Regions from separate parts of the Homo sapiens genome. Here all the other regions are linked to region 1. The links are chromatin contacts, found by Hi-C or POLR2A ChIA-PET in ENCODE. All regions are on one chromosome and are shown on one strand. Each heading gives the region's core, a stretch centred on a gene start or an enhancer-like site at or near the end of the contact. The rest is flanking DNA. Distances are from core to core; before and after follow the strand shown.

The links. A loop is a pair of places that touch in the nucleus more often than their neighbours do. ChIA-PET counts read pairs that join two places held with the same protein, here RNA polymerase II (POLR2A). Pooled maps may share reads with other maps.
Region 2: a pooled map shows a loop between it and region 1 (5-fold over the local background). The contact joins the promoter of DDIT4-AS1 here to the promoter of VSIR in region 1. A Hi-C loop is called at or near these places in 8 of 50 pooled maps. POLR2A ChIA-PET finds 5 or more read pairs at or near these places in 5 of 52 experiments (PC-3, PC-9, activated CD4-positive, alpha-beta T cell and 1 more).
Region 3: a pooled map shows a loop between it and region 1 (4-fold over the local background). The contact joins the promoter of SPOCK2 here to the promoter of VSIR in region 1. A Hi-C loop is called at or near these places in 1 of 168 maps with a recorded cell type or tissue (PC-9) and 5 of 50 pooled maps. POLR2A ChIA-PET finds 5 or more read pairs at or near these places in 1 of 52 experiments (activated CD4-positive, alpha-beta memory T cell).
Region 4: a pooled map of ovary shows a loop between it and region 1 (1.8-fold over the local background). The contact joins the enhancer-like site here to the promoter of VSIR in region 1. A Hi-C loop is called at or near these places in 1 of 168 maps with a recorded cell type or tissue (K562) and 7 of 50 pooled maps. POLR2A ChIA-PET finds 5 or more read pairs at or near these places in 1 of 52 experiments (activated T-cell).

The regions. Positions count from the first base shown.
Region 1 is chr10:71,770,196-71,777,826 of GRCh38, forward strand. VSIR (V-set immunoregulatory receptor) reads right to left here and starts at 3,325. Exons shown (of 7, transcript NM_022153.2): 1 at 3,163-3,325. The coding sequence starts at 3,244. CDH23 (cadherin related 23) reads left to right here. Exons shown (of 70, transcript NM_022124.6): 39 at 7,485-7,631. RefSeq lists silencers at 3,125-3,204, 3,225-3,554.
Region 2 is chr10:72,269,465-72,277,095 of GRCh38, forward strand. It overlaps DDIT4-AS1 (DDIT4 antisense RNA 1), which reads right to left and starts at 4,247. Exons shown (of 2, transcript NR_186445.1): 1 at 3,386-4,247; 2 at 1,922-3,053. DDIT4 (DNA damage inducible transcript 4) reads left to right here and starts at 4,460. Exons shown (of 3, transcript NM_019058.4): 1 at 4,460-4,596; 2 at 4,693-4,957; 3 at 5,231-6,572. The coding sequence starts at 4,753. The coding sequence ends at 5,724. RefSeq lists enhancers at 988-1,488, 1,489-1,989, 2,957-3,480, 3,481-4,004, 4,715-4,834 and 1 more.
Region 3 is chr10:72,084,979-72,092,609 of GRCh38, forward strand. SPOCK2 (SPARC (osteonectin), cwcv and kazal like domains proteoglycan 2) reads right to left here and starts at 3,573. Exons shown (of 11, transcript NM_001244950.2): 1 at 3,162-3,573. The coding sequence starts at 3,350.
Region 4 is chr10:72,027,543-72,035,173 of GRCh38, forward strand. It overlaps LOC124902448 (a long non-coding RNA gene), which reads left to right. Exons shown (of 2, transcript XR_007062187.1): 2 at 918-1,377. Among named protein-coding and RNA genes, the nearest start is that of SPOCK2, 57 kb to the right of the region's middle. Within about 2 kb of position 3,378, at least 9 of the 41 ENCODE cell types and tissues checked have a DNase peak (open chromatin) inside an H3K27ac peak, as active enhancers do.

The sequences.
Region 1 (7,631 bases), core at 2,075-4,574:
GAAATACCATAATATTACACAGTATTCACGAGGAGCCGGGTGCTGTGTTAAGTGTTCGTTCATTGGCTCTTCACAGTTGCCCTCCAAGGGAGGTGGTATCATCTTCCCACTTTAGAGGGAGGGGAACTTGCTCAGGGAGACTGAATAACTTGTCCAATATCACAGAGCAGTAAATGGCCATCTTGGGATTTAAGCCTAGGTCTGAGTGACTCACAAAGCCCAAGAGTTAAGCAAGGGGCTGTACGGAAGCCCTGGCATGCATGTCCCTGGCTTTGCCATATACAGGCATGCTGGGACTGCAGCTAAGGGCATCTGTGGGGCCACTGGAAGCCACAGTGCTGATCCCTGGCCCACCCTCCCCTGGGAGACCAGACTGACCCTGGGTCATTGGTTGGCTAAAGCCTGGGGCCTCAAGTTTGGTATGTGGGGCTCGCTCACTGCCAACGGGTTCTCCTTGAGGATCCCTTTCTTCCTTTCATCTGCTCAGGCCTAACACCCCATACACTGTGTGCGGATAGGGAGGTGACCCCTTTAGCGTCTCAGCAGCACACTCCTGCCTGGACCACCCTCTCCCAGGAAGGTCAGACCCCAGCGGAACCTTTGCCCTGCTTGGGTGGAAGCATGAACAACTAGTACAGCTCAGCAAGGGACTCCCAGTATTGCTGGCCCTTGGGTGTCCCTGGCATTGGGTAGATGACCCCTCATGCCAGGGACTGGCCTCAAGGCTGTTCCTCTCTACTCCAGAGCCTCTGGGCAGTGGGTTGTGGATTTCCTAAGAGCTGACCATTGCTGCGTCAGAGGCTTGCAGCACTGGGTTACTCAACAAGGCCCTGCAGCCTGGTTTGCTATGAAGGAGAAGATGGGGTCTCTCGTCCCTAGCCCCAGTGCACTTAAATGTGCTAGTCCCAGAGGTTGGGAGTCCTGAGTCAGCCTGTGAGGACAGGGCAAGGACAGTAACTGCCTCGGGTCCTGGGAATGTCTGTGGGGAAGAAGAGGCTCTGCTACCCTTGAGATCTGCTGGGTCCTGGTCCCTAAGTGTACCTCTCCACCCATCTCACCCTGAGTCAGGCCCAGGAAAGGGGTATCTTTGGTGTTTCCTGGGCTTCTGAACACCACATTCATCACTACCATTCTCCTCAGTGCTGGCCCAACCCCAAGAGCTGGAGAACAGGCTGGCCCCGGCCACTCTATCTCACTTTCCCTGGCATAAAGGCTTTGACCTTGGGCAACATACCCAGGGCAACCCAGCACCTCGGCAGGCTGGTGATCAATCTTCTCAACTTACAGATCCTGCTGACCATGCCTGCAACCAGGCCTCCCATCTGCTATCTCCCTCAGTGCACACTGTCCTAGGGAGTTGGGTGAATATCTATTATAGTGTGTCCATGTCACAGTTCAGAATCCTGAGGTCCCAGAGCAATTCAAATGCTTCTGGCTCCTTTCAGTGGAAAGCTGCAGCCAGCCTAAATCATCTCCCTGTGCTGGGCCCAGGAAGAGATGACCCTTTAGTATACCATGTTGTTTGAGTAGCCAAGACCTCTGGGAGTAAAGGCCCCTGGCCATATAAGCAATATAGGGGAAGGCGTCCTGAGCTCCTCTTGGGGCCTCTCTGCTACTGGGTGCTCTGCAAGCTGGGTCCCTGTGCCCTGGATCTCTAGAAATGTTTCTCAAATTGGGGCTGCTGAACAGAGGGCAGCCCAGCCAAGTGAGGGCAGGAAGTGGGCAAGAAAGCAGGAAGGGTCTCACAGGGCCACCAGGGAGGGCAGTGCAGGGCAGGTGGCCCATGACAGGTGGGATGCTGGCTTGCCTGCCTGCCACCATCCTCTGTTCCTTCTGGAAGCCATGCCCTGCCATGAGCCATGGCCTTGGTGCTGAGACTGTCCATTCCACCTCCCATTCTCCTCCTCCCTCTGACTGTCACCTTGAGAAGCATCCACCCTGGGGCTTAGGGCAGCTGTGTCTGTGACATGTGGAGCCCTCCTCCTCCTCAGAGGCCCAGGCCAGCCTCCAAGTGCTGAGATAGCCAGCTGCCTGTGGGCACCCAGGTTGCTAAGGTATCTTCCAGGTTCAGCCTCCTCCTCTCCCTCTTATCCTATCACCCTCTCCTTCTATTCCATCCTGCCCACTGGGTCCCTGTGCCAAGCCCTCCACCTCCCTCCTGCCTCCCTCCGAGTCCCTGCATGACTCATACTTTCCCTGGGCCCTCCCTATAAAGTTTGGTTCCACAGGCTCTTTGAAGAGATCCAGCCTCTTCAGCTCTGGGCAGGCAAGAACTAGGCAACCAGGCCATGGGTACCAGGGCCTCTGCCCCCAGCCCGGGAGCCCCTGTGTTGGGGCCAGGATACTATCTGAACATGCTGACAGTCTGGACTTTGGAAGGGGAAAATGGTGCTTCCCTGTGTGGGCTTCTGTGTTTGAGCTGAGGAAACTGAGGCCAGAGAGATGCCGTAATTTATCCAGGGACCCAGAAGGGGCTCATAGCTGAGCTGAAGAGTGTCCCACATCCTCCCCAGTACTCCACACTGGTCCCTGAGTGGCAGCCTTGCTAGGATGGCAGGAATCAGCTGACCACTTATTCCTGGGCCATCAGACCCTTAGAATAGGGACCAGGTGGGCAGTGCTGCCTCTGTGTCTGAAAGTGGACCCACCGTGACCAGTGCCCAGTGCCCACCAAGGCTCAGCCAGGGGTTTCACCAGGGCATGGGGCACTGGCTGAGCATACCACGCCCTCTGTGTCCTCTGCAACACTAGAGCCCTGAGACTAGAGGGGCAGAAAGATGCCAGCTGTCAAAAGCCAGTGATATCCACCAGAACACACTGACCGCCCCCACCCTGTGCCTCTCCTTCTTTGCAGAAGCTACCTGTGCCCTGGGTTCTCTGGGCAGGGAAGGGCTGGACAGGCAGCCCTCAGGGGACAGCCCTGCCTGCCACTTGGGCAGCTGTCAGAGCATGCAGATGTGCCCGATGCCTAGCTGGGGCACTTGGCACAGTTGCCACTGCACCCTGCCTAGGGGTCCCAGCAGCCTCTGGGCGGTGGGTGGAGTGGGGTGCACGGTCACACAGGCTGAGAGGGCCCCCAGGACGCCCCCATCCCACAGTTCCCACTCCAGTCTGCTGTCTTCTCCCAGCTTTTTCCCAGCGCCCCGCCTCCCCCGACCTTACCTAGGGACGCAGCCAGGAAGAGAGCGAAGAGCAGGGATCCCCAGCGCCAGCTGCCGGCCTCCAGGGCCGTGGGGACGCCCATGTCGCCGTCGGACGCGCAGAGGAACTTCTGGTGCCGGGGAGCGGGCGGGACGCGGCCGGCGCGGGGAAGCCTCCCGCGACTGAGTGCGAGCGAGTGAGCGCTGCGGGCGGCCCCAGCGCCGTGCTCCAGGCACCCGCCCCCTTCGCGCAGCGCCCCCGGGGGGCCGTGTGGGGGAACTGCCTCTCCGAGGGCCGCGTGGGAGGGGCTTCCCGGAGGCCGGCCCCGTGGGTGGGGAGCCAGCGTGCGTCCCAGCGAGTCAGCTCCACTTGATCGGCAGTTTAAAGCCCGTTCTACCGTCCCCCAGTCCTTTTGGAGAGAAATTATTATTGCTGCGCAGCCTAAGAAGTAGATCTACCTCTAACAGCGTGATAGACGTTACCATGGCTTGCATCTGCCCTCAGCCACCAGCCTTTGAGTGATCTGGGGACAGAGACTTGTACCCTACATCCTCCAGCCAGACCAGGGCTTGGTATGTGGTAGGCACTCCCAGCTGTGGAATGAGTGAGTAAATGAGTGAATGAATGAAATCTGACATTGTGAAGAGCTAGGCAAGCTGGAGCCAGTTTAACTGTAGATTCAGAGCCTGAGGCACCCTGAGTGCATGCGCGCGCGCACACACACACACACACACACACACACACACACACACAGAACAGGTGCAGGACTACACGCCAAGATCAGCACATCCCTACCCCGGGACACACACAGATATGCAGGCAACACCTGTTGGCGTGCCCCACAGCACATCCTGCAAGCTCCCCTCCGGCAGAGGCCTCAGCTGTCCGCCTGGCTGTGCACCCGCCCTCCCTCCCTGGTGCCTGGATATCTGCAGGACACTCTGATGCACCCTAACTTCTAGTGCCTCTGCTCTTGCACCCACACCCAGCACTGCTGGCACCACTGGAATGTCTCTCCCCTCCTAATTCTTCTCATCCCTCAGGGCTCAGCTCAAGTCCTCCCACTTCACGAAATGTCCTGACCCTTCCTTTTTCCCGGCAAATCCTTACTGTCCACACCCCCTTCAGCTACCACCTCCAGCCTGAGATAACCAGCAGTTGGTTCTTCTTCCGGCTGTTCTGCCCTCCAGAGCGAAACTACAAACCTCTCTCTGATGTTTCTGAGACCCTAGCACAAAGCTGGGCGTGGAGAAGGTTTTACTGCACTTTTATCTGAATGGACAAACCAATGAGTGAGTGAGTGATTGTGTGATGGAGGAGCAGAGGTGATCGTGGCCAGGACCAGGGATCACAGGAGTGGAAGAGCACAGCCATTTTACTCAGTTTACCCCAGTCTAGCTGAAGCTTCCAGGGGTTTTTCTGGCACTTTAGGGATCTTGGGTTAATAGGTGACTCCTAGGCTGAGAGGCAGAGGACACTCAGAGTCTGACTGGGTCAGGAACCAGGGTATCAGGACTCAATGGGAGCCAGGAGTCCTGGGGGCCTTGTGGGTGGCCTGATCCAAGTCACGGGCTCTCTGGAGGCCCTTAGCCCTTGCTCTAAGGGCAGGGAAGGCTACAACAGAGGAAGGCTGAGGCATCATGTTATTACTAAGTGAACTTGTGCAGGCCCAGTCCCCCTGGAGCCAGTGAACTCCCCAGGATGGGAGCCCCAGAGGCTGGCAGGACATAACCCAGGTCCTTGGGCATGCTCCTGGCCTTGTGACCCCACCTTGGAAGGCAGCCCAGGGCCCTTCCTGCTGGCATAGCATGAGCTCCCTTCCACCAGGGGAGGTACAAAGCCAACTGAGATCAGGTGGACACCGGGCCCTTCTCACCCTGACATCCTCTGGCAAGTGAGGGGGGTCCCTTAAGGGCAAGATCCTAGAGCACCACCCCATCTCAACCCTTCCTGGACTGGCTTTGCTCAGGACACCCTTGAAACCAGACTCCCTCTTCCCCAGGGCCTAGCAGCCGGGGAGGGCCTGGAATTAGAGAAAGGGGAGCAATTGCCCTGCCAACCCCTTCCCCAGGGGGATAGAGCCTCTGAGCTGGGCCCAGTTCCCTCCCCCCTTTTCACTTCCTTTCTCCCTACCACACTGCCCACCACTGAGCCTCCTGGGGTTGCATCAGGGTGAGACACAGGCATTGCCCAAGGACCATGGTCCAGAAACCTCAAGCACTGTTTCCTCAACACCAGGGCAGGACAGGAAGGGCTCAGCTGAGAGGGCCTTTGGAGCACTGACTTTCTCCTCCCTCCGAGACCAGAGGAAGTCAAACCCACCTTCCCTCCCCAAGCCCAGACCTGGTCTCAGAGCAGGAGGGGCTCCAAGGCCCAACTCTGTTCAAACTCTCCACTCCCAGCCCCTGCAGCCTGCACACTCCATCATGTGTTTGTGCTTGTTTTCATTAAAAATAGTGGTGAAGGCCCCAAATATTCGAATAAAGATGACTGTCAAGGAAAGCCACCATGTCCATCTTGTGGCTCTGCAGGGCCTGGAGGCAGCTGTGAGTACTCTCTACTGGTGAGGGGCCCAGCCTTGAGCCTTCCTGAGTCCCCTTACTTGCCGGCAAGAATACAAGAGCACCACATTGCAGGAAAGGGGCTGAATTCCAGCCTCCCTGTTGGGGAGGGGATGCTGACATTTCCCACATTCCCAAACTCACCTCCCAAACTCCCTGAGCTAGAAACAACTTTAGAAATCAAGCCAGGTCCTTTATTAAACAGACAGAAAAGGTCCAGAGAGGGGATGTGACCTGCCCAAGGCCACGCAGCTCCTTTTCAAGGCTGCCAACCCTATCTGCTTTGGAAACCGTTTCAGCAAACACCCAATGCCCTCCACCCCCAAGATCCAGAGCTGCATATCAGAGGAATCATTGCCTCCTCAGGGGCAGTGACAGCCTTCTTGGGTCCAGATCCCCTGCCCATCTGTCCATTCTTCCAGTGGTAGCTCCAGAGCCAGCCAGTCCCAAGGAAAAAACCATATGCAAATTGCCTACATTGAGTTGTCTGTACCACCTGCTTTCTGTTCTCTGGCCTGGCAATGGCCTAGTCACGTTCTCTCTACCCAGACACCTTTGCAGTGATTAACACCTTATTATTTTATATTAGTCACTCATTATGATTTGTATTAGTTAGGGTCCTGGCAGGAAACAGATGGCACACTCAGAAAGGGTTCAACTGAAGAGAGTTTAATACAGGGACTGTTTAGGAAGGCTGGTAAAGCACCCAGAGACTAGCACCAACCACAGGAAGCCACTACCACTCACATGTCCAAAGGGAAAGAAGAGGAAGTGATGTTCTGGAGCCCAGTGAAAGCTGGTGCTATGAAAGGGGGACCCCTGTCCCCAAGCAGGAGAAACACAGCCATGGGCAGAACCGCAGTGAGGAATGGAGGGAGTGTGGAAGAAACACCCCCGCCTCTTTCTCCCCACTGCTTTCATCTTCAGCCAGGGCCTCCCATTGGCCACACCCAGCAGGAAGCTGGATAGCAAGGGAGCCAGGGTAAGGCAGTTAGTCCACAGGGGACATCTTCCCAGGTGGAGAAAGGCAGGAAGCAGGAGCAAGAACCATTTCTAGTTGATTCTTGAGTGCTGATTGCCGAGTTCTGATTAGCTGAATATTACTTGTGGTCCAATTGACTCAAGCATTGGCAGAGATGGCCGATCACAGGAGAGTATGTTGTAGAAGCTGTTCTTGGAATGAAGTTATGTTCTGTGAGTCTTATTTTTCACAGGTCAACAAGTTCTGCCCACGAAATTGCCACAAACCCAATGTCCTCCTTCTGGAAATGCTGAAAATATGTATTTCTTTCATTTACATGAACAATAGATGAAGGTTAAATATGGCATTGGGCCGAGTGCCTCACATTCTTGCCTCTTGTAGTCTGGCAGGACATATAGGCTCAATAAGACACAGGCCCTCGTAAAGCTCTGAGCTGGGGTGACTACCAGGGTTCATCCCATATGCCAGTCTTAATCACTAGACCACTGTGCTAACAAGGATCCCAAGTTTGCATCTGGCCTCAGCAGTTCTGTGATTGATTAGTGATGTCTGCTGGGGGTCGCAGACATAGGAGTGGTGGTGCCAGTGCCATCTTGGACAGAGCAGTTACCTTACTTGGCTTTTGGTGGAGTTTTTGAGCTTTCTCTCTCTACCAGCCTGTGACCCACCCCCTGCTTTCTTCTCCTTGCCCTTTCTGTTTGAGTCACATGGAGTGAGTTCAGCCCAGGAGAACAGCCATCTGGATCCACCTTGGTCCCTCTGGCCACCTGACCAAGGACGTGACCCACTCTTTTCCACAGGCCACCACGCACGTGTACGTGACCATTGTGGATGAGAATGATAACGCGCCCATGTTCCAGCAGCCCCACTATGAGGTGCTGCTGGATGAGGGCCCAGACACGCTCAACACCAGCCTCATCACCATCCAGGCACTGGACCTGGATGAG
Region 2 (7,631 bases), core at 2,997-5,496, 500 kb after region 1:
CACGTCTCTCCCCAGTTTCCTGGGCTAGGTCGCTGACTATATTCCAGAGGAAGAACTGGATTGGCTTAGAAGCCCCATTCCCAGACCCCAGCTGAGGAGGAAGGGAAATGGTCAGATCTGTCCAAGGCTCTTGGCAGCACTTGCCATAAAGAGGATGGAAAGGTAGCATCAGGGTCCTCTTGAAGGCACCCCATAGGCCCCACTAGATCCTGGGAATCTAGATGCGGGTGTCTGCAATTCTGGAAAAAGCCATGTGCTTTTTGTTTTTGTCTCACTATGTCACCCAAGCTGTAGTGCAGTGGTACCATCATAGCTCACTGTAACCCTGGCCAGGCTCCAGCGATTCTCCTACCTCAGCTTCCTGAGTACCTGGGACTAAAGATGTGTGCTACCATGCCCAGTTAATTTTTATTATTTATTTATTTATTTATTTATTTATTTGAGACAGAGTCTCGCTCTGTCACCCAGGCTCGAGTGCAGTGGCAAGATCACGGCTCACTGCAACCTCCGCCTCCCGGGTTCAAGCAATTCTCCTGCCTCAGCCTCCCAACTAGCTGGGACTACAGGCACGCGACACCACGCCCAGCTAATTTTTGTACTTTTAGTAGAGATGGGGTTTCACCATGTTGGCCAGGATCGTCTGGATCTCTTGACCTCGTGATCCACCTGCCTCAGCCTCCCAAAACGCTGGCGTGAACCACTGCATCTGGCCAATTTTCTGTATTTTAGTAGAGACGGGGTTTCACCATGTTGCCCAGGGTGGTCTCAAACTCCTGAGCTCAGGTGATCTGCCCACCTCAGCCTCCCAAAGTGCTGGGGTTACAGGCATCAGCCACCATGCCTGGCTAATTTTTAAATTTTTTGTAGACACGGGGTCTCACTATGTTGCCTAGGCTGGTCCTAAACTCCTGGCTTCAAGTAATCCTCTCACCTCCAAAGTGTGTGGGTTAAAAGTGTGAGCTGCCACAGCCAGAGAAGCCACGTTCTTGCCTCATCTAGCCATTCATTCATCCATCCATTCATTCATGTATTTATCCAAGGAACATTTGCTGAGCCTTTTCTATGTACTGGGCACAGTGCTGGCTACTTGAAGTTAGGATGTGTAGAACGCCATCCTCAAGTAGCTTACTGTCTAGTGGGAAGACCAAAGTGGAAAGAATTATTAACAACAAAGATATGCACTGGCTGGAAAGATGCCCTGAGGAAGGCACCTAAGGGATGGAGTGTCGGGATGAGGGTGCTAGGGGAGGCTTCCTGGAGGAAGGGATGCCAGAGTTGGGTGGCCAAGGCTGCTGGTGGAAGCATGTCTAGGCAAGCCCACCTTGGCCTGAGGGGAGGAGGAGCGGGTGGGTGGACACCAAATGCAGGGTTTCTAGGTTTTGTGAGAGCTCCAATGAGGTCTGGTTCAGAGGCCAGGAGATGGAGCGTCCTCCTGACCAGAAGGGCCCCATTTGCAGAGCTGTGGAGTGAGGGGGTGTTCGGTGTAGGGAGGGTGGTTACAAAGTCTTTCCAGCTCCAGCCAGATGGAAGGGAATCTACCCTCCACCTCAGGACAGGATGGACCAAGGCCCTGCACTCTGGCTCCTGGGAGAGGCTAGCAGTTAAGAACCCCCACTTTACCCTCCTCCCGACCTTTGAGATTCTCCTGGCATACAGGCCTTTTCTCTATCAGGGGTTTTAGCAGTTGTCACAGGGGAAGACACTGACCACTCCCAACTCCCCCAGGCCTCTGCCAGGCCTCCTTGCAGGAGACTTTACCCTGGAACCCACTCCCTCCTACTTTAGGAAACACTTCCAACAATAGGACTGCCTTCTTTTTTTTTTTTAATCGCTTTTTAGAAACACAATGAGACAATAACACTAATAGATTTCTTTTGAAAAGAAACAAAATTACTCAGTGCGCATTAACCAGCCCTTCCCATTTGAGACAAGTTGTTTTATTAACAGAAGGAGACAGTGAATGAAAAAAAGGTGCTTGGAACACTGTTGGGCAGTCTTGATGGTGTTTGTTGAATGAATAAATGATTCCTAATAACTGACCTTTCCAAACCGGACCCGGATTCTTTTCCTTATGAATATCTACTTAAAAGGAAAAAAAAAAAAAGCCTGTGCTTTCTTTAGGTCAGTGTTCCACATTTTCCTGAATTTTTTTTCTGTCCAAAAAAAAAAAAAAAAAGGCCAGGCGTGGTGGCTCACGCCTGTAATCCCAGCACTTTGGGAGGCCCAGGCTGGTGGATCACCTGAGTTCAGGAATTTGAGACCAGCTTGGCCAACATGGTGAAACCGTCTCTCTACTAAAAATACAAAAATTAGGCCGGGCGCGGTGGCTCACGCCTGTAATCCTAGCACTTTGGGAGGCCGAGGCAGGCGGATCACGAGGTCAGGAGATCGAGACCATCCTGGCTAACACGGTGAAACCCTCTCTCTATTAAAAATACAAAAGATTAGCCGGACGTGGTGGTGGGCACCTGCAGTTCCAGCTTCTCGGGAGGCTGAGGTAGGAGAATGGTGTGAACCCGGGAGGCGGAGCTTGCAGTGAGCCAAGATCGCACCACTGCACTCCAGCCTGGGTGAAAGAGTGAGACCCCATCTCAAAAAAAAAAAAAAAAAGAAGAAGAAGAAGAAAAAACATCGTAACTCTTGTTTCCTTAGGGTGTTTAGGTGTCCCGCCCAAATCAGCCTGGAGGAAATGTGAATGTTCCTGATGGATTAATTCAGATCTTCTCTCTGGCCAGCAGGAAGACACACCCATGCAGGTCACCTCTGTAAGAGTGATTTCAAGAGTATGTCATCTACTCCAGCCCTCCAAGAACAACTAGCCGCCTTGATCCAGTGTCTTTTATTATTTTTAATTTTTATATCCCCATTGTTAAGCAATCTGGTGTCTTTAAGGCTCCAACAAGCGACAGAGCTTGAAGAATGGGAAGAGAAGGCCTTGAAAGTCCCAGTGGCTCACAAACTATTCCATTCTGCAGCTGTCTTTAAGATGTCTCCTGGATCCCCTGATTTCTTTTTTTAATCCATAAATTTGTCTCCATAAGTGGGTCTCCCACCTGTCAAATGAGAGTAGGGTGCAGAGCTTGGATTCTGGTTCTTTCAGGTTCTAAGTCTTGGCCCAAGTGTCAGCTTTTTCTTTTTTCTAAGTTGGGGTGGGGATGGGGGTTGCGGAGGGCAGTGGCCTGACATCTCCTGCAAGTGTCATTTGTCACGCGAAAGCAAGCCTGACCCGAGGCAAGGCCCGCCTATCTGGTTAGGTTCCTTGCCCGCCCCCGGGGCCCTGGGCATCTGATGTAAGTTTGGCTCCCTCTTCCATCAGGGTCCTCCTGTCCCAGACTGATAAACCTTTAGAGCAATAAAGGTCGAGTCCGTCTCAACCTCCACCCACCCTCAGCAACCACTGTTAGCCTCTGAGCACTGCTGCCAGGCCAGATTTCCTGTGGCCCCGCCTGAATGATGAAACACGGGATGGCCATTGCACTCCCTGGCTTTTCCAGAGATCTCGGTCCTCGGTCCTGATGCAACCGTCTGGATCTTTTACACAAAGCGCTAGGCGAGCGCTGGGTGCTAGGACCCGGGGGGCGCCCGGGCAGGGAGGTCCGGCTGCGCTGCCTGCAGTCCGCGGGGAGGGCGGATGGGTCTGTGAGTCCGACTGCTGTGAATCCTCGCTTCCATCCCTGCACTGGGCGCTATGAACCCGGGCCCATCCACACTCCTCTAACCACTCTCCTCAAGCCCTCTCCTTGGGAGCAGTTGGAAGTGGAAGCAGATAGGGTTTGGGAGGAGGCAGGGATCCCCATTAACCTATGTCCTGGGCTGTAGAGTAACAGCCAGGATGGGCAGGTGGGGCCTTGGGGAAGGGGCAGCATGGTGCCCGGAGCTTCCCAGTCTGTGGACCCCACCCCCATATCCCGAGCCTTTGCAAAGCAGGGATAGAGGGGGTAAGGGCGCGAGGGCAGGCCGGGCTAACGTCTGCTCCTGCGCCGCCGTCCCACGGGCATCCCCCCCGTGTGTGCCCAGTTGTTCCCGAAGCTTTAGGATCCAAGACGCTGGGGGCAACCATTTTCCTTGCCCGCCGCCCCCTCACGCTTCCCTGCCTCTCCTCCTAGCCTGGTCACGGGCTGTCCCCTCCTCCAGCAATGCAACCCTATAATAAACAAGTCTTTCCTTGATCCTCCCCTGCCGCGAGCGCCCTCGGGGACCTTGGCAGCTGCAGCCGCCGCGGATCCTTTCCAGAAAGGGGGCGTGGCGGTGGGTCGGGGTTCGACTGCGAGCTTTCTGGGGCTCAATGGAGGCGGGGCCCGGCCGCTGTCACCGGGCAGGAGAGAACGTTGCTTACGTGCGCCCGGAGTCCATTGGCCAAGGCGGGCCACACTCCCGGGTCTGGATTGGGTCGTGGCGCAGAGAAGGCGTGGCCTCGCCGCGCTAGTCCTTATAGGCTGCTCCGCGCTGGTGCTAGGGCGCAGCAGGCCAAGGGGGAGGTGCGAGCGTGGACCTGGGACGGGTCTGGGCGGCTCTCGGTGGTTGGCACGGGTTCGCACACCCATTCAAGCGGCAGGACGCACTTGTCTTAGCAGTTCTCGCTGACCGCGCTAGCTGGTGAGTGTCCCTTCTGTGTGTGGGTCCTAGAGCTCGCGGTCTGGTCTGGTCTGGTCCCCAGACTGACGCCTGGTCGGTCCCCCTCTTGTCTTACAGCGGCTTCTACGCTCCGGCACTCTGAGTTCATCAGCAAACGCCCTGGCGTCTGTCCTCACCATGCCTAGCCTTTGGGACCGCTTCTCGTCGTCGTCCACCTCCTCTTCGCCCTCGTCCTTGCCCCGAACTCCCACCCCAGATCGGCCGCCGCGCTCAGCCTGGGGGTCGGCGACCCGGGAGGAGGGGTTTGACCGCTCCACGAGCCTGGAGAGCTCGGACTGCGAGTCCCTGGACAGCAGCAACAGTGGCTTCGGGCCGGAGGAAGGTGAGCGGTGGGCGGGTGCCGACGCGACTCGAGGGGCCGGGAAGGTGGGGAAGCCCCGGTGCTGGAAGGGGTCAGAGCCGCCTTGGCTTCCTATCCCATCGGGACCCAGATTGCTTGGGGGCAGGGGGAATTGGAGTATAAGGTGAGTGAGGCGGAAACTGAGGCACGGAGTGGGAAGGAGCGTTGGTTTCTTAAGGAAACAGCACCTCCCCCGCCTGTGCGTTTCGTTTTGAAGCCGCTCTAATACCCCTTCCTGTGTGCTCTCCTTTCCAGACACGGCTTACCTGGATGGGGTGTCGTTGCCCGACTTCGAGCTGCTCAGTGACCCTGAGGATGAACACTTGTGTGCCAACCTGATGCAGCTGCTGCAGGAGAGCCTGGCCCAGGCGCGGCTGGGCTCTCGACGCCCTGCGCGCCTGCTGATGCCTAGCCAGTTGGTAAGCCAGGTGGGCAAAGAACTACTGCGCCTGGCCTACAGCGAGCCGTGCGGCCTGCGGGGGGCGCTGCTGGACGTCTGCGTGGAGCAGGGCAAGAGCTGCCACAGCGTGGGCCAGCTGGCACTCGACCCCAGCCTGGTGCCCACCTTCCAGCTGACCCTCGTGCTGCGCCTGGACTCACGACTCTGGCCCAAGATCCAGGGGCTGTTTAGCTCCGCCAACTCTCCCTTCCTCCCTGGCTTCAGCCAGTCCCTGACGCTGAGCACTGGCTTCCGAGTCATCAAGAAGAAGCTGTACAGCTCGGAACAGCTGCTCATTGAGGAGTGTTGAACTTCAACCTGAGGGGGCCGACAGTGCCCTCCAAGACAGAGACGACTGAACTTTTGGGGTGGAGACTAGAGGCAGGAGCTGAGGGACTGATTCCTGTGGTTGGAAAACTGAGGCAGCCACCTAAGGTGGAGGTGGGGGAATAGTGTTTCCCAGGAAGCTCATTGAGTTGTGTGCGGGTGGCTGTGCATTGGGGACACATACCCCTCAGTACTGTAGCATGAAACAAAGGCTTAGGGGCCAACAAGGCTTCCAGCTGGATGTGTGTGTAGCATGTACCTTATTATTTTTGTTACTGACAGTTAACAGTGGTGTGACATCCAGAGAGCAGCTGGGCTGCTCCCGCCCCAGCCCGGCCCAGGGTGAAGGAAGAGGCACGTGCTCCTCAGAGCAGCCGGAGGGAGGGGGGAGGTCGGAGGTCGTGGAGGTGGTTTGTGTATCTTACTGGTCTGAAGGGACCAAGTGTGTTTGTTGTTTGTTTTGTATCTTGTTTTTCTGATCGGAGCATCACTACTGACCTGTTGTAGGCAGCTATCTTACAGACGCATGAATGTAAGAGTAGGAAGGGGTGGGTGTCAGGGATCACTTGGGATCTTTGACACTTGAAAAATTACACCTGGCAGCTGCGTTTAAGCCTTCCCCCATCGTGTACTGCAGAGTTGAGCTGGCAGGGGAGGGGCTGAGAGGGTGGGGGCTGGAACCCCTCCCCGGGAGGAGTGCCATCTGGGTCTTCCATCTAGAACTGTTTACATGAAGATAAGATACTCACTGTTCATGAATACACTTGATGTTCAAGTATTAAGACCTATGCAATATTTTTTACTTTTCTAATAAACATGTTTGTTAAAACAGTTGGTTGAGTCTCTCATCAGTACCATGAAGTGAAAAGGAGGGAGATGGGTGCTAGTGAAAGGCAGGTCTCATCAGGCCCTGGGGTCCACCTGTGTGTTCCTCCATCCCTTTCCGGGACTGCCTGCCAGCCTGGTGACAGAGGTATGTGTACCGTGTGCCATCTGTGCCAAGAACCCTTGGCCCTGTGCTGGCTGAAGCTACTAGGAGAACACACTGGAAACCCCTGAAGGTAGGGGGTGAGTCAGACCTCCCACCGAGCCAGAGTCTCCAGAGGGAGAGCTCACCTGGCTGCCCCGGTTAGAAGGCCCAGACAGGAGGGCCCACTGAGCCCAAGGTCTTTAATAAACAGTGAAAGAACTAGAAAATACCTTTTTTCTTTCTGGGAGAAAAAAATCAGTTGTTCTACCATCATGAAAATTACAAATCTTATCTCTGGATTTAAAAAGACTAAGAGGGGGAGTTTGAAAAATGCTACTTAGCTCATGCCTCTCACTGGACAAGGAACCAAGAGGGGCATGAGCTGCCACTGGAAGGAAGTCTGGACCAGGCAGGTGCAGAACTCCTTGCACACACACAGGTGAGGGAAGGAGTGCTAAGGGCTTAGAGAGCAAGGAAATAGCAGGCCTACCTTAACGATACCTTGGGTCACCCAGACGTCCTCTGTGACCTGTTGTCCCAGCCACTTGGGATGCTGAAGCCAGAGGATTGCTTGAGTCCAGGAGTTCAAGGCTGCAGCCTGGGTGACAGCAAGACCCTGTCTCTAAAAACAAAAGATGCATTGTGCATTCTGGGCCCTAAGTTCCTTGTCAGAAAAATTGGCAAATTGGAGTTGGGCCAGATGAAGCCCAGGGCCTTTCCCCCTTCTTCCCTGGAATTACATCCACCCACACCAACTGGCATTTGGAGAGTTTTTATCTCCCTTGTTTCTCTTCCTGGTCCCAGACAGGCCTTGTTTGCTCAAGACTAAAACAGTGGCTCTTGCACTTGAGCGTGTGTAATCAGATCACATGGGCCCTCCTGGAGATTCTCAGTGCATCCGGGCCAGGGCCCCAGGAATC
Region 3 (7,631 bases), core at 2,323-4,822, 320 kb after region 1:
GAGTACAAAGTAGAGAAGAGCCAAGAAGAAAGAGAACAGTCAGCTCTTCGTAGCCAAGCTCTGTGGAGCCTGCCCTGAAGAATGCTGTATAATGGACCTGTCTCCTCCAAGTGTCCATCCCTCTAGGCCCTAGATGCTTTGTTCCAAAGACCTGCATTAAATTCCACCCAGTTGTGCAGGGAGTGAATTGGGAGGTAGGAGCATCGAAGAGCAGGGCTTGGAAAAGCCCAGGACTGCCCAGGGCAGGGTACAGCTAGATCTGTAGGCCAGGGAGCCAGGCGGAGTCCACAATCTCCCCCGTCTTCTGCCAGAATCCCCTCCTCCCTGGCAGCCGGGCACCCAGCATTAGAAGAGATCGACCCAGGCACAGGCTGTAAGAGCCCTCAGCCCACTGGAGGGGAGGATTACTCAACTGGTAAATCCTGCCTTCCCTATAATCCTAGTGCTCAGAGAAAGATGCTAAGCTGCGCTCCCTCTCAACCAGCTCTGGCCAATTCCAAAGTGGAGCAACTCCCCAAGTTTTCATGCTCTTCTTCATTCTCCTGACCCTTTCAACCTGATTCCCTCAAGTTCCCCCTTCAGTTCTGTCCACACCATGTGAATGAGGCATTTCCCTCCCAATCCTGTTCCCCAAGAGTATCCCACTCGTCCTGCTTGCCTCCACCCTACTAGGACAAATAGGGGGGCCCTGTACCATTTTGGGGTTATGAACAAGGTCCCAGTTCAACCTTGTAACCCCTTAAGGGGTTCAAACGAAATTCCCCTCTCTCCTTTGAGGAACCAAGGAGCATATTTTCCAAAGAGCTGGCCTAATGGAAATATAAAGCCCGTTGCTACTGGGCCCAGTTAGAGTGCCTTCAGCCCTTAGGCAGGAAGTAGGGCTTCTTCTGGCAGAAGAGGGATATGTTTGTAGTGCTGGTGGGGACCCTGTGTACTGTCTGGGCACTGCACAACTTCAGGGGGCACCATTTCTATTGTGGCACCCCTAGAGTTATGCAATGCAGTGGCTCTGAGCTAGCAGCCTCCTTCCTGCCTTTCTGCAGAGGCTGTCAACAGATCCCCAGGGCCAGGCCCTCTTGCCCAGCCTTCTTTGTCCTACTTCTCTCCCTGACCCTGTCCTCCTGCAGCCAGGACTACCTTAAATGGGGTTTTAGAGGACATCTGTCCTACAAAAGCCTGAGGCTACCAAAATCAACACACACCTAAAGCTTTCCCATGAATCTTACATGTGCAAGTCCTGAAGACTTTCAAATCTAGTGCCTTTCTTCTGATGAGCATGAGAGGAAGGGGGAAGTGGTTGGCACCAATACAGAGAGACAGGTGGGTAGCCCAGTGCCATGGGGTCAAGCAGTAAGTCATTTATTCTCACCCACGGAGCTGGCTATTGGAAGCAGGTGGAAGAAGGGAGGTGGGGAGGAATCTTTTATTTTAAACCTTTCCTGTTCTGATTAAGCATTTCTTTTCCCTCTGACCTTCACTGGTCCCATTTTGGCAGATCAAACAGCCAGCGAGTCGGAGGGAGGCCTAGGCCAGTGACACATGGATTCCGGATGGGCCGGCCTGCTGCCGCCCCCTCGCTGCTGTGGCCGGGCTGCTGCCCAGGAAGCGGCAGGAGACTGCGGCTCATCTGCGCTGGGCCTGCAGGTGCTTCGGGAAGGCCTCGCGGGGCTCCAGGCTCCTGCGGCTGGACAGGTCGCATGTGGGGCGAAGGCGGAGATCAGCAGCCCATCGCGGGGCCCGGCCACTCAGCCTGGAGACCTGGCTGCCCGTGGTTCCTGCTGTCCTCTGTGAATTACAACCTGCCAGTTTGACTTTGGGGAGAAACAGTCACTTGTCTGACGGTAACAAAAAGATCCAAATCTCTGCCTCTTCCCATCACTTGGCTGGATAGCCTATGAAGCATGTGTGTTTTAAACAAATTTCCAAGGAACTTGTGGATGCACGCAGTTTAAGGAGAAAACGGGAGAGGTCATGGTGTGGCCTGCGTTGTACTGGGTGGGTCGGACGAGGGAACCTGGGGAAGGAGGAGTAAGGGCCAGGGTCCTAGAAGAGGTTTTCTGGGGTCAGGGCCGCGGTGAGCACCAGGTCGCCAGGAGCAGCCGGCGTCGCCTCTGGCGCATCCGGGCCCATCCCCCACAGCACCCCCAACGATCTCGGGGTCCAGCCACACCCTCCGCCCGCCCTGCCTCACCCCTGCTTCCCCAGCCCCCAACCCGGCCCGGCCGAGAGGAAGGAGCCAGCCCCGCCGGGCCGCCGCCTGCGACTTCCCCTCTGATCCACAGGTGCCGGTAAACAAAAGTGCCGCAGCTACCCCCCCGCCCCCACCCCGCGGAGTTCGGCCCAAGGTTACGCCGGGGTTCGGGCGGCGCCCGCCGGGGGCCCCCAAACCCAGCTTCTGGACTCTCCCCGGCTTCTCAAGCCCACCGGGCCGGGAGCCTTCCTCTGGCTCCGAGCTGCTCCCCTCGCTCCAGGCTGGATTCCCCCCTGAAATGTTGGTCCGGGAAAACCAGCCTGGGTCCTCGCGCGCCCTTCTGCACGGGGACCCCAGCCCACCCCCGTACGGACACGCCTTCCACCATCTCGCCTAGAAGGCTGCTGGGACCCCAGACCCAGAGCCCCGGTCACACTCCCGTCCCATGCTGTCCCCCTCCCGCAAAGCCCACGGTGGGAACAGAGGGCACCGCGCGAGCCGATGCCACCCTCACTGCCGGCCCCACCCAGACCTGCCGGTGCTGCAGTGCCCCGTATGTGCAGCCTGCAGCATCCCAGCGGCTGGGGCAGGCCCGGGGGCGGCTCGCACAACGCAGCTGGGGACCGGGTCGGGGTCCAGCGGCAGCCGGGGTCCGGGTCCCCCCGGCCCCGCACCCCTTCCCACTCCCGGCCCGCAGGGGAGACCCCGGAGCGCGCGACCCCGGAGCGTCGGGCAGGTGTGGAGCTGGGGGTCCCGGGGCTGGGGGGTCCCAGGGCCGCCGGCCCGGGCCGCAGGGACAGGGGAGGGGCGCTGGGCTGTGACCCCCAGTACTGTTTACTTTCCGTGTAATTAGCCGGCCAGGCTGCGGAGCCTCGGGCTGCGACGTGCGGCGGCCGCTCCCGCAGACCCCGGAGCTCAATCCCCGAACCCGCAACCCCGGGTCTCTGCCTTGGCAGCCCTGCGGACTCACGTCTCGGAAGCGGTTCCAGTGCTTGATCTTGCCGCTGTACTGCGAGATGGACGACAGCCATTGCTCGTCCTCCATGAAATTGCCGGGGGTCTCGCCCTCCTTGAGCCCCTTGGCGTCGCCTTCGGCCAGGGCTGCCGCGGCCAGGAGCAGCAGCGGCAGCACCAGCCGCCCGCAGCCCGGGGCGCGCATCGTGGTCTGGGTTCGACCTGGGGGGGTCTTGACTTCTGCAGTATTTTAATGTCCTTCCTCCCACCCCGCTGCTGGCGAAGCGCACGCGGCTGTCCTCAGCTCTCCTCCCGCGGTCTGCCTCCGGTGACTGGCGGAGAGTGGGTCGCGGCTGAAATGTGACCTGGTTAGGAGATGCACTTGTCTGAAAAAGCCCAGCACTGGACGCGGAGAGGGAGAGAGAATCAGAGAGGCTGCGCCAGCAGGGGCTGTAACTGTAGCATCAGCATCACGTTTGACATCATCATACCTGGTTTAAAAAAAAAAAAAAAAAAGGAGTGGGTAGATTTCAAAGCGAAGCGCTCCCTCGATGAGAGCGCCAAACGCCAGCCAGCCGCAGCGGGGCCCAGCCCCGCCTGGCACACAGGGAGTTGCAGACCAAGAAATCCAGAATCCCGAAATGTCCCTGAGCTCCCTCAAAGGATGGAGAGCAAGAAGGGCCCCAGGATCTCCCCGGGGAAGATGGGATGGGGGAGAGGGCACAAAACTCTCCGGTTACAAAGCCAGCCAGGCTCAGGTGTCGGAAAGGGAATTTGGCCAGACACTGTTTTTCTCCCCTTGCCTCCCACCCAGAGGGGCCTGCGCCACAGCCCTGACAGCTGGCTTCCTGCGAGTTATGGCTCTACCGTAATGGGTGGCTTCGTTAAGACAAAAGCCGTATAACAACTGGCTGCTCAGAACCATTGCTCCCCAGCGGCACCGCGTTGCGCAAGGCAAGGCCTGAGCACTGAGTGGCTGGTGAAACAGAGGCAGATGTCCTCCTCCCCAGGCAGCTGTTTAGGGGCTGTCACCCGTTTTGTCAGCTCTTCCCAGGACAACCCTAAAAGGCAAATGTCTGACCATTTCATCTGCCTTGGAGGCTGCAAATTTGGAAAAGGCATATTTGCTTATGGTTTTTTGACTTCAAGTTAGTTTGAATAAGCCACTGGGGAAGCCGGGGAGTGGGGGGCTGGGGTGGGGTGCTGGTTTTGTTTGAGGTGTTTCGGGTTTTGTTGAAACTGCGACCCTCCTTATTGGCTGTAGATTTAAATGTTGACATACCAGCGGGGAAGGCTGGAGGCTGGCCACAGTCCCAAGAGCACAGCAGAAATGGGGACAGGTTTACATTACAAATACATTAAAGAGGAAACATCATCTGATGGGACAAAACCTAGTGAACTTTTGGGACCCAAGCCCTAGATTGTGTTTTTATAAAAAGACTTAGCTGCTGTGATCTAAAAATAAAATAAAAATTTAAAATGCTTTAAAAAACATAATCTTAATCAGTAGGAAAAAACATAGCTTACAAGGTTCCTTGTCACCCTGAATCTGGCCTATCTGGGAACTCTGAATGCCTCAGTGGCTCAGGCCGGAGTCTCGTTGGGAAAACAGAAAACAATAGCTCCCTTTCCATGTTTTCTTGTTTCCTTTGCTGTTGGATTTAGTGGTGGTGCTGCAGTGAGGCCCTGGCCATTGACGTCTTCATCTCACAGTAATAAAGCATTCTTCCTGGGTGTGTCCTGGCGCTGTACAGTGAGAGAGCACGGCTTGCTGTCGTGGAGACTAGAGGACAGAATCCCACTTACTGGCTGGATTCTTGAGCAATTACCTATTTTCTATCTAAAACTAATGGTAATACCATCATTAAAACTGCTGTAAAGTGCAAGCAAAATTACATACTAAGTGGGCATAATGGGCATTTTTTTAAAAAGTTAGTCTTTCCTCTGGTTGGGAAGAGAAGGCTACGGTGTCCCATAGTTCTGAAGATTCATCAAAATTTGCCATCTTTTCCACCATCTCAATCCTACAATCCTAGTTTTTTGTTGTTTTTTTTTTTTTTGTTTCTGTTTTCGTTTTTAGCAAAGCTAGCTATATATCTCTAAGGCACTTAGGAGATAGGTACCAGATACCACAGCTCTCCCATTCCTGTGCTATCTTAGGGGCTTCCAGAGTTACCAAAGTTGCTGAATAAAGAGTTTGGAAAGGTGCTGTCAAGATGCCCATCAATATGACAATAGCTGTCTCCAGACTCTGAGGGTCAAAATGGCTCCCACAGTCCCAGGTAGCTTCTCCAGTGGGACTTGCCTTCTGTAGCACCTTCAAGCTGGGTCAATACTAGTCCTGTGTCGAAAGCTAATCAACAACATTCCAGTCCCATTAGTGAAGCCAATAGTAATGCTATTTAGGAAGAAGAACCCAAATTTCCAGATGACTGGTGTAAAACTTGTAGGAAATGGCCAATAGTTTTAGTTTACAAAGAAGAAAAAAAGGGCCAGGTGTGCTGACTCACACCTGTAATCCCAGCACTTTAGGAGGCCAAGAGGCAGGAGGATGGCTTGAGCCTAGGAGTTCCAGACCATCGTGGGCAACATAGCGAGACCCTATCTCTATACAAAATTTAAAAAATGAGCCACGTTGCACATGCCTGTGGTCCCAGCTACTCGGAGGCTGAGGTGAGAGGACTGCTTGAGCCTCGGAATTAAGGCTACACTGGGCTAGCATCGTGCCACTGCACTCCAGCTGGAGAAACAGAGCGAGACTCTTTCTCAAAAGAAAACAGAAAAGAAGAAAAAGAAAAGGTTTTTCAATTTTTTTTTTTTTTTTTTTTGAGATGGAGTCTCACTCTGTCGCCCAGGCTGGAGAGCAGTGGTGCGATCTCGGCTCATTGCAACCTCCGCCTCCCAAGTTTAAGGGATTCTCCTGCCTCAGCCTCCCGAGTACCTGGGATTACAGGTGCCCGTCCCCATGCTCAGCTAATTTTTGTATTTTTAGTAGAAATGGGGTTTCACCATGTTGGCCAAGCTGGTCTTGAACTCCTGGCTTCAGGTGATCCTCCCTCCTCAGCCTCCCAAAGTGCTGGGATTACAAGCATAAGCCACCACACCCAGCTTGGTTTTCCTCATGTTTGAAAGAATTACTGGCAGGTTAGCCTTTTCAAGACAATAGCCCCAAACATGAGGAGCTGCTGCTAGGTATATGTATTAAGTGGTACATATATTTTACACATTTTTCTGTTTGCACTTAATATTTAGCAATTCTAAAATGGAGAAGAGAAACCTTAGTTTCCTCATAAGAAACCCAAATTGAATACATCGAGTTTCGCTCTTGCCCAGGCTGGAGTGCAATGGCGCGATCTCAGCTTACTGCAACCTCTGCCTCCCAGGTTCAAAAGCAAATCTCCTGCCTCAGCCTCCCGAGTAGCTGGGATTACAGGAACGCACCAACACACCCGGCTAATTTTGTATTTTTAGTAGAGATGGGGTTTCTCCATGTTGGTCTGGCTGGTCTCAAACTGATCTCATGTGATCCATCCGCATTGGCCTCCCAAAGTGCTGGAATTACCAGCATGAGCCACCGTGCCTGGCCTGAATGTATCTTAAAATCCATTTAATTCCATTTCTAGATGACCCCACAAGCACAAAAAGATAAACACACAAAGATCCAGAATTGTTCATAATAGCCCATCCTGGAAACCAATTCAATGTCCATTAGCCAGGAACCACCTAATTAAAGGATAAAACATACCTGTAACAGACTATTGTGCAGACATTACAAATAATGATGTAGATCTGTATCTATTAAAGACCAATGTGATCCACTATGTATTGCTGGGTGAGAAAAGCTCGTTATATAAGATCATATATAATAGGATCCCATTTGGAAGTATAGTATAGTATAGCCATTCTCAAACTTTCTGGCGTCAGGAGCCCTTAACACTAAAAAATTATTGAGGACCCCAAAGAACTTTTGTTTCTGTGAGTTATATATATAGTGATATTTACTGTATTTGAAAATCAAATTAAGAATTTAAATTTATTTTAAAATAATAAATGTACCCATTTCATATTAACAGAATATTTTATGAAAAACAACCGTCTCTACCGCTCCCCCAAATTAGTAAGAGAGTGGCACTGTTTTACAGTTTTACAAATCTCTTTAGTGTCTGGTCAGAAGAAGACAGAGTCTGGCATAAGCTTCTGCATTACAGCACGTGTATCCATTGCTGGGGCTGCCGTAACAAAGTACCACAGACTGGGTGGCTTCAACAACAGACGATTATTTTCTCACAGTTCTGGAGGCTCAGAGTTCAAGATCAAACTGTTGGTGGGTCTGGTTTCTCCTGAGCCCTCTCTTCATGGCCTGCAGGGTGGCCGCCTTCTTGCTGTGTCTTCGTTTCCTCTGTGCACACACTAGTCTGGTGTCTCTGTGTGTCCAAATTCCCTCTTCTTATAAAGACACCAGACAGATTGCATTAGGGCCGACCCT
Region 4 (7,631 bases), core at 2,128-4,627, 260 kb after region 1:
TTCCTACCCCTCAGTCTTCCCAGCCCCAGCGCACACAGATTCCATCTTCATTTTCTTAAATCTTCGTCTTTGCCCATAACCTCCCCCATGGAGCCTCCCAGCCTAATTGAAAAAAACAAAAAAAGAGAGAGAGAGAGAGAAATGTTGAACTGTTATATGATTCCCCTTATCTCAAATGGGAGGAAAATCGCTGGAAAGTTTTAAAGTCTAGGTGTCAATAGTCCTGTGAGTCATTTTACGACTGGGTTCGGGCAGCCCCGCAGCCAAGCCCTCTTGCCTCTCTGAATCTGTTTTACCATCTATAAAATGCAGTCAAGGGAGGTGGGGAGGGCTTCCAGTCAGGTTAGTTTCACATCCATGCTTTGAGGCCCTGTGGTCCCAGAAACAGCAATAAACGGGCAAAACATTAAAAGGGAAAATTTATTTTTTTAATTTTTTTAACGTATGTTTTTTGAGACAGAGTCTGACTCTGTGGCCCAGGCTGGAGTGCAGCGGTGTGATCTCGGCTCACTGCAACCTCTGCCTCTAAAAGGGAAAATTTAAAAGCACCCCGTCTATCAGAAAATAAAAGACACAGTCACACTCAAAATCATTTTAGACCTATTTGTGGTACAAAAATGGACCGAAACCCCAATGCTGTAAGGTGCCAGAGACCTGACCTCTTGGGGCTCTGGGTCAGCGTCAGCTGTCTAGGTTGGGTGCGGTGGCTCATGCCTGTAATCCCAGCACTTTGGGAGGCTAAGGTGGCAGGATCACTTGAGCCCAGGAGGTGGAGGCTGCAGTGAGTCATGATTGTATCATCTCACTCCAGCCTGGACGACAAAGCGAGAACCTGTCTCAAAAAAAAAAAAAAAAAGAAGAAGAAAAAGAAAGGTGTTTCTTTATTGTCTTATCGTCTTTCCTGGCATCTCTTACAGCTAGGTGTACCTATGTGACTAATGTCCAACCAATGGAAAGTAAGTGGAAGCGTTAGGTGCGATTTCATAAAGGGAGAGTGGTACTCTTTTTTGCTTCTTCCACCTCATGACAGCTCAAATGCAGACATAATGGCAAGACTCAAGCCGCCATATTGGAGTGTGGGGTAAAAGCCACTCACTGAGGACAGCAGAACTGGATAGACGTCTCCTGAGTCCTTGATAATTATGGAGGCACCACGCTAGCCTTGGACAGCCTATCTCTGGAATGTGTGTGAAGTTTGTGTTTCATAATGTTGCTGTAATTTTGGGTGCTCTATTACTCAAGAGTGAATCTAATCCTCGCTAAATCAGAGGTGTCACACGTCGTGCCACTACTCATTAATTTGGGGCATTAGATTTACTTTCAAATTGTTGTTATTCTAAATAGCATAACATGAACCTCTTTATGTAAAAAACTCAATCTGCATCTCTGGGGTTTTTTTTTCTCGTACTCTATTATCTTCCTAGGATACATTTCTGTTAACAGAATTTTAGCATCAAAGAATATCTAGGCTGGGTGTGGTGGCTCACGCCTGTGATCCCAGCACTTTGGGAGGCCAAGGCGGGTGGATCACCTGAAGTCAGGAGTTCGAGACCAGCATGGCCAACATGGTGAAACCCCGTCTCTACTAATAATACAAAAATTAGCCCGGTGTGATGGTAAATGCCTGTAATCCCAGCTACTTGGGAAGCTGAGACATGAGAATCACTTAAACCCAGGAGGCAGAGGCTGCAATGAGCCGAGATCGCGCCACTGCACTCCACCCTGGGCGACACAGTGAGACTCTGTCTCAAAACAACAACAACAAAAATCTACATTTTAGTATCTCTCAATTCATGCTGCCAACTAATGTTCTTTTTGTTGTTGTTTTTGTTTTTAAAAAATAATAGACATGGGGTCTCCCTATGTTGCCCAGGCTGGTCTCTAACTCCTGGGCTCAAGCAGTCCTCCCACCTGAACCTCCCAAAGTACTGAGATTACAGGCCTGAGCCACTATCCCAGCCTACCAACCAATGTTCTGAAATGGTTGTACAAATGACATTCCTGCCAGTTGCATATTTGAATGCCTATTTCACAGTTCCTGCACTAGTACAGGAGGCAAGGGAGTATACGCTTTCTGTCCCCCAGCCATGCCCTTTGAACCACTCTGGACTTGAGCTGCAGCTGGGCAGTCTCTCCTGTCCCCACTCACAGCTTCCCCCTCTCAGGTGCCAGTAACATCTCCCAATTTCCTGACCCCAGACTTTCTCCAAAGCTCCAGAAGCTTACTCAGCTCTCATGCAGGTGAAGTGTGGCAAGGAGTTAGTGCCCCAAGGAGACGAGAGATGCTGAAACACACCTGGGTGTTTTTTATTTGTTTGTATTGGTTTTTTTCCCTTTTATTTTCAATTGACATATAATAATTGTATATATTTATGGGATACAGAGTGGTGTTTTGATAAGTGTTGGTTTTGGTAGTGATTTATAAAAGAGGAATAACTGAGTCAACTGGAGCTATTTTTGAGGATAGAGGTGAGGACCAGATAATAACAAAATAACAATAGCAATTATTTGTTTAACACCTACTCTGTACCAGATACTGTTTCGCTGTTGACGTAAAACAATCTTGGCCAGGCGTGGTGGCTCACGTCTGTAATCCCAGCACTTTGGGAGGCTGAGGTGGGCGGATCACCTAAGGTCAGGAGTTCAGCCTGGCCAACATGGTGAAACCCCGTCTCTACTAAAATACAAAAATTAGCCCAACCTGGTGGTGCTCACCTGTAATCCCAGCTACTCGGGAGGCTGAGGCAGGAGAATCACTTGAACCCGGGAGGCAGAGGTTGCAGTGAGCCGAGATTGCGTCATTGTATTCCAGCCTGTGCAACAGAGCGGGACTCCTTCTCAAAAAAAGCAAAACAAAACAGAAACTAAACAAAAATAAAACAATCTCTCAGCAACTCTGCAAACTAGATTATTTTATTATTCCCACTTTGCAGATGAGGAAACCAGGGCTTGGAGGTGTAAAGTAACTTGCTCAAGGTCTTGAAGTTATGAGGCTGAAGCAATACGGCTTGAACAAAGACTGAGCCCCACCTCGTCTGAGGTGGCGGAATATGAGGAACATGGTCTTAGGAGGGAGGAAAGAGTGGATGATCCGAAATGAATCCCAGTTTCCCCTACAAAATATGAGGGTCATGTGCAGGGAACCCTGACCAGTCCTCCTGTGAGTGTGTGTGTGTGTGTGTGTGTGTGTGTGTGTGTGTATTAGGATGGATGGGACAAAGTGATACATTACAAAAAGCCGGGAGAAGGAGCTTGGTCCAATGCTAACCGGCGCCATGGGAGTGAGGCTCCTATCTTCCTACAGAGAGTGGGAGCAGGGGCCCTATCTTCGGGGCTTGGCTGGAACAAACAGTTCTGGCGGCAGCCTTGTGTTTGTTCTCTCGGGCAGGCAGCTTAAGGGGAGGCAGGGTCATCCTGGACTGCGGCCTTGAGCTGTTGCAAACACTGCCTCACCTCCCGCCTCACCCCACGCAGTGCTGGAACTCTGGGCAGGGGGACAATGGTGGGTCTGTGAGGGTGTCAGGTTGTCAGGAACAAGGCTGGTGGCTTTGAGCAAGTTGTGCAACCCCTTCCAGCCCCAGGTACTCATCCTTCCAGTGGAGGATGTCACGGCTGCCTTCACAGGAGATGGAAAGATCAGCCCCTCTCCCAGCTTCTTGTGGTTCATTTGCCTGACTCTCCTGAGCCTCCGCTCAACTCCTCCCCATTTCCTTCTTCTCCCAGTTTTTTTGTTTTTGTTTTTTTTGTTTTGGGGGTTTTTTGTGATGGAGTCTCACTCTGTCGCCCAGGCTGAAGTGTAGTGGCGCAATCTCGGCTCATTGCAGCCTCCGCCTCCCGAGTTCAAGCAATTCTCGGGCGTCAGCCTCCCAAGCAGCTGGAAATAGAGGTGCCCACCACCACACCTGGCTAACTTTTTTTTTAATCTGAAAAGCCAGTAAAAATGCTGAGAGGTCCCTCTGCTACCAAGGTATGTGGGCACGTGGAAGGGGTCAGCTGCCTTGTCCAGATGCTGAGGGGCTGGTAGAGAGAAACATCAGCAGATGGGAGGGCTGCTACTGTCCCACAGAGAAGGGCCAGCTTGAAGCCATGGGCTTAGGGACCCAATGTTTGGGCTGACTGTTGTTAAGAACACAGTTTTGACGTTCCCCTGAGCTGAGTTCCCGTCCCGGCTCACAGTGCTTCCCTGGCTGGGCAACCTGGGGCTTGTGATTGTCCCTTTCACAGCCTCAGTTTTCTCAGCCCTGAACGTTGTGAATGTTGTGAGATTTGAATGAGATAATGCAGACAGAGCTTAAAAAGAGGCCGGATGCAGCAGCTCGCACCTGTAATCCCAGCACTTTGGGAGGCCGAGGCAGGAGGATCATTTGAGGACAGGAGCTGGAGACTAACCTGGGCAACCTAGCGAGATCCCATTTCTATGGAAAATTTAAAAATTAGCCCGGCGTGGTGGCATATGCCTGTAGTCCCAGCTACTTAGGAGGCTGAATCGGGAGGATCACTTGAGCCCAGAACATCGAGGCTGCAGTGAGCTGAGATGTAGCCACTGCACTCCAGCCTGGGCAACAGAGTGGTACCTTGACTCCAAAAAAAGGCGGACAGGAGGGCTTAGAAAAGAGCTTGGCATGTAGAAAGCCCTCCAAATGTTAATTTATAATTATGGCAGGGATGAATTTCAAAATCATAAAGTGCTCACAGACAACAAGCTGCCTTGTCCACAGAGATGGCTGCAATTCCTCTGGAATACTGGGGGAGGGTGAACAGTGATGACTAAATCCCCCTCCTCTCAGGCCCCAGGACTCCAGGGCAGCACTCTTCTTAGCCCTGGGTGTGTGGGGGGGTAAAGCATGGGACCCTCCTTCCAGTCCCCACTGCCAGCCTCCCTGGCCCCCCAACACCCTGTCCTGCTCTGTGCCAGGAGGCTGCTCACAACCCCCGGAGCACCTTATTCCTGTGACTGGGCCGAAAGACGAGGCTGGGCGCAAGCCCGGAGCCCAGTGATGTGTCACACGTGAATCTGTCACATGTGAAGACACAGAAACAGCCCCTTGGCTGTTACTAAAGGGAAAAGAGGCCAGCAAGGTGACTCACACCTGTAATTCCAGTGTCAGAGGCATGTGAACCAGAGCAGCTCCATCTTGAATAGAAGCTGGGTAAAATGAGGCTGAAACCCACTGGGCTGCATTTCCGGATAGTTAAGACATTCTAAGTCACAGGATGAGACAGGAGGTCAGCACAAAATGCTGGTCATAAAGACCTAGCTGATGAAACAGCTTGCAGTAAAGAAGCCACTAAATCCTACCAAAACCAAGATGGTGACGAGAGTGACCTCTGGTCATCCTCACTGCTACACTCCCACCAGCGCCATGACAGTTTACAGATGCCATGGCAACATCAGGAAGTTACCCTATATGGTCTAAAAAGGGGAGGCATGAATAATCCACCCCTTTTTTTTTTAGCATATCATCAATAAATAACCATAAAAATGGGCAAACAGCAGTTCTCAGGGCTGCTCTGTCTATGGAGTAGCCATTCTTTTATTCCTTTACTTTCTTAATAAACCTGCTTTCACTGCACCGCAGACTTGCCCTGAATTCTTTCTTGCACGAGATCCAAGAACCCTCTCTTGGGACATGGGGTGGGGACCCCTTTCCTGTAACATTGGCACTTTGGGAGGTCAAAGTAGAAGGATAGTTGGAGCCCAGGAGTTTGAGACCAGCCCTAGCAACATAGCAAGACCCCATTTCTACAAAGAAATTAAAAAATGTATTAGCTGGGAGTGGTGGCATGAACCTGTAGTCCCAGGTACCCAGGAGGCTGAGGCAGGAGGATCGCTTGAGCCCAGAAGGGCGAGGATGCAGTGATCTGTGATCGTGCCACTGCACTCCAGCCTGGATGACAGACCTGTCTCAAAAAAATAATAATAAAAAGAAAAAGGAAAGAAAAGAAATGCTCCTTTTCCAAACCTTTCCCCTGAAGAGAGCCTAGCCTTAGACTCTGGCCCGTTCCCTCCCAGGCACTCCAGACTCTTGTGTCATGGGATGACCCCCCCCCCCACACACACACACACCAGCCCTGTGTCTCTCCCTGGGTGCTTTTCATCCCCGTATTAATTCTCCAACCTTTGTTGGTGAATCCTCCCCACTCCCCGCATATGATCTCTCACATGGGGCTTTAACTGATTTTAAAAAATAACATGAACAAACAGTGAAACTAAAAGCACAGCTATGTTGAAGCCTGGTCCTCTAACCTAGTTTCAAATAATAATAATGATAATGATAAATACAGCTATTATTTATTGTGCTTTGTTGGAAGGACATTAGACAATAATTCAACATTCACAAAAATCCTGGGGTAGGTATCATGATCACCTGCATTTTACAGATAGGAAACTGAGTCATGGAGACATTAAGCCACTTGCCCAAGATCACACAGATCAAGGGAAGATTGTATAAAGCCCCTTCCCACACCAGCTGCCGCTTCCCGACTGCAGAGGCTCAGGGTGCTCTCTCTGTCCTCAGAGGCTTGTGTAACCATCTCTGTGCCCCGTTGCCCGGCCTGGACATTCTTGCTTTCAGGCGTGGGCACAGGGATCCCTCCAGTTGGCCACAGGCAGGAGCATTCTGAGTGAAATGCCAAGCCTGACTTAGAAAACTCTGCCCCAGACAGCAGCCCGATCATCCGCCACTGGTCGCCTTCCTGTGTTTATTCTGAGGCCACCATGCCTGACAAAGGCCCCTTGTCCTGTCCAAGAAGGGGACAGATTTTTAAGGACATGGATTGAGGATATGGGCTATTTATTACCAGGACTGGTTCCCTCTCCCGGAGGCGTAGGAGTTGCTGTCACGGTCTGTGTGGAAGTCGATGCTGGCCTTGCCGCCCCCTCCCCTGCTTGCTGGCCCAGCTCCCTGCCCACACTCAGATCCACCTGACAGTTTCCTCCACACACACATGCACGTGTGCACAGCTTGCCAGGGTGCAGGGCAAAGCGAAAGGGTATCTCCTGAGTCTATAATGGCCTATAGGATTCCTGCACACCTAAAGTCATTTGCAAAGTGGTGGTGCATGTGGACATGTGTGTGTCAGTGTCGCATATGCAGGACAGACTACAGAAGTTGCAGGGCCCGGGGCAAAATGAAAATGTGGCACCCCTTGTACAAAAGCATTAAGCATTTCATGATGGCAACAGCAGAGCATTAAACCAAAAATGGGGCTTTTGTGAATTTGGGGTCCTGTGCAACTGCCCAGGCCATATGCCCAGGAAGCAGGCCCTGCACACACATGTTGTGTTTACACCAAGGCACTTTTCTGGTTAAAGGGCTCCAGGCTTCCATTAGAATCTCAAAGGGTGGCAGCACAGTGGCTAACACCCATAATCTCAGCCCTCTGGGAGGCTGAGGTGGGCGGATCACTTGAGGTCAGGAGTTTGAGACCAGCCTGGCCAACATGACAAGACCCCATCTCTTCTAAAAATACAAAAATTAGCCCTGTGTGGTGGCACATGCCTGTAAACCCAGCTACTCCAGAGCTGTACTCTTGTGCCTCAGAATCACTTGAGCCGGGGAGGCAGAGGTTGCAGTGAGCTGTGATCGCACCACTGCACTCCGCCTGGGTAACATAGTGAGACTCTGTCT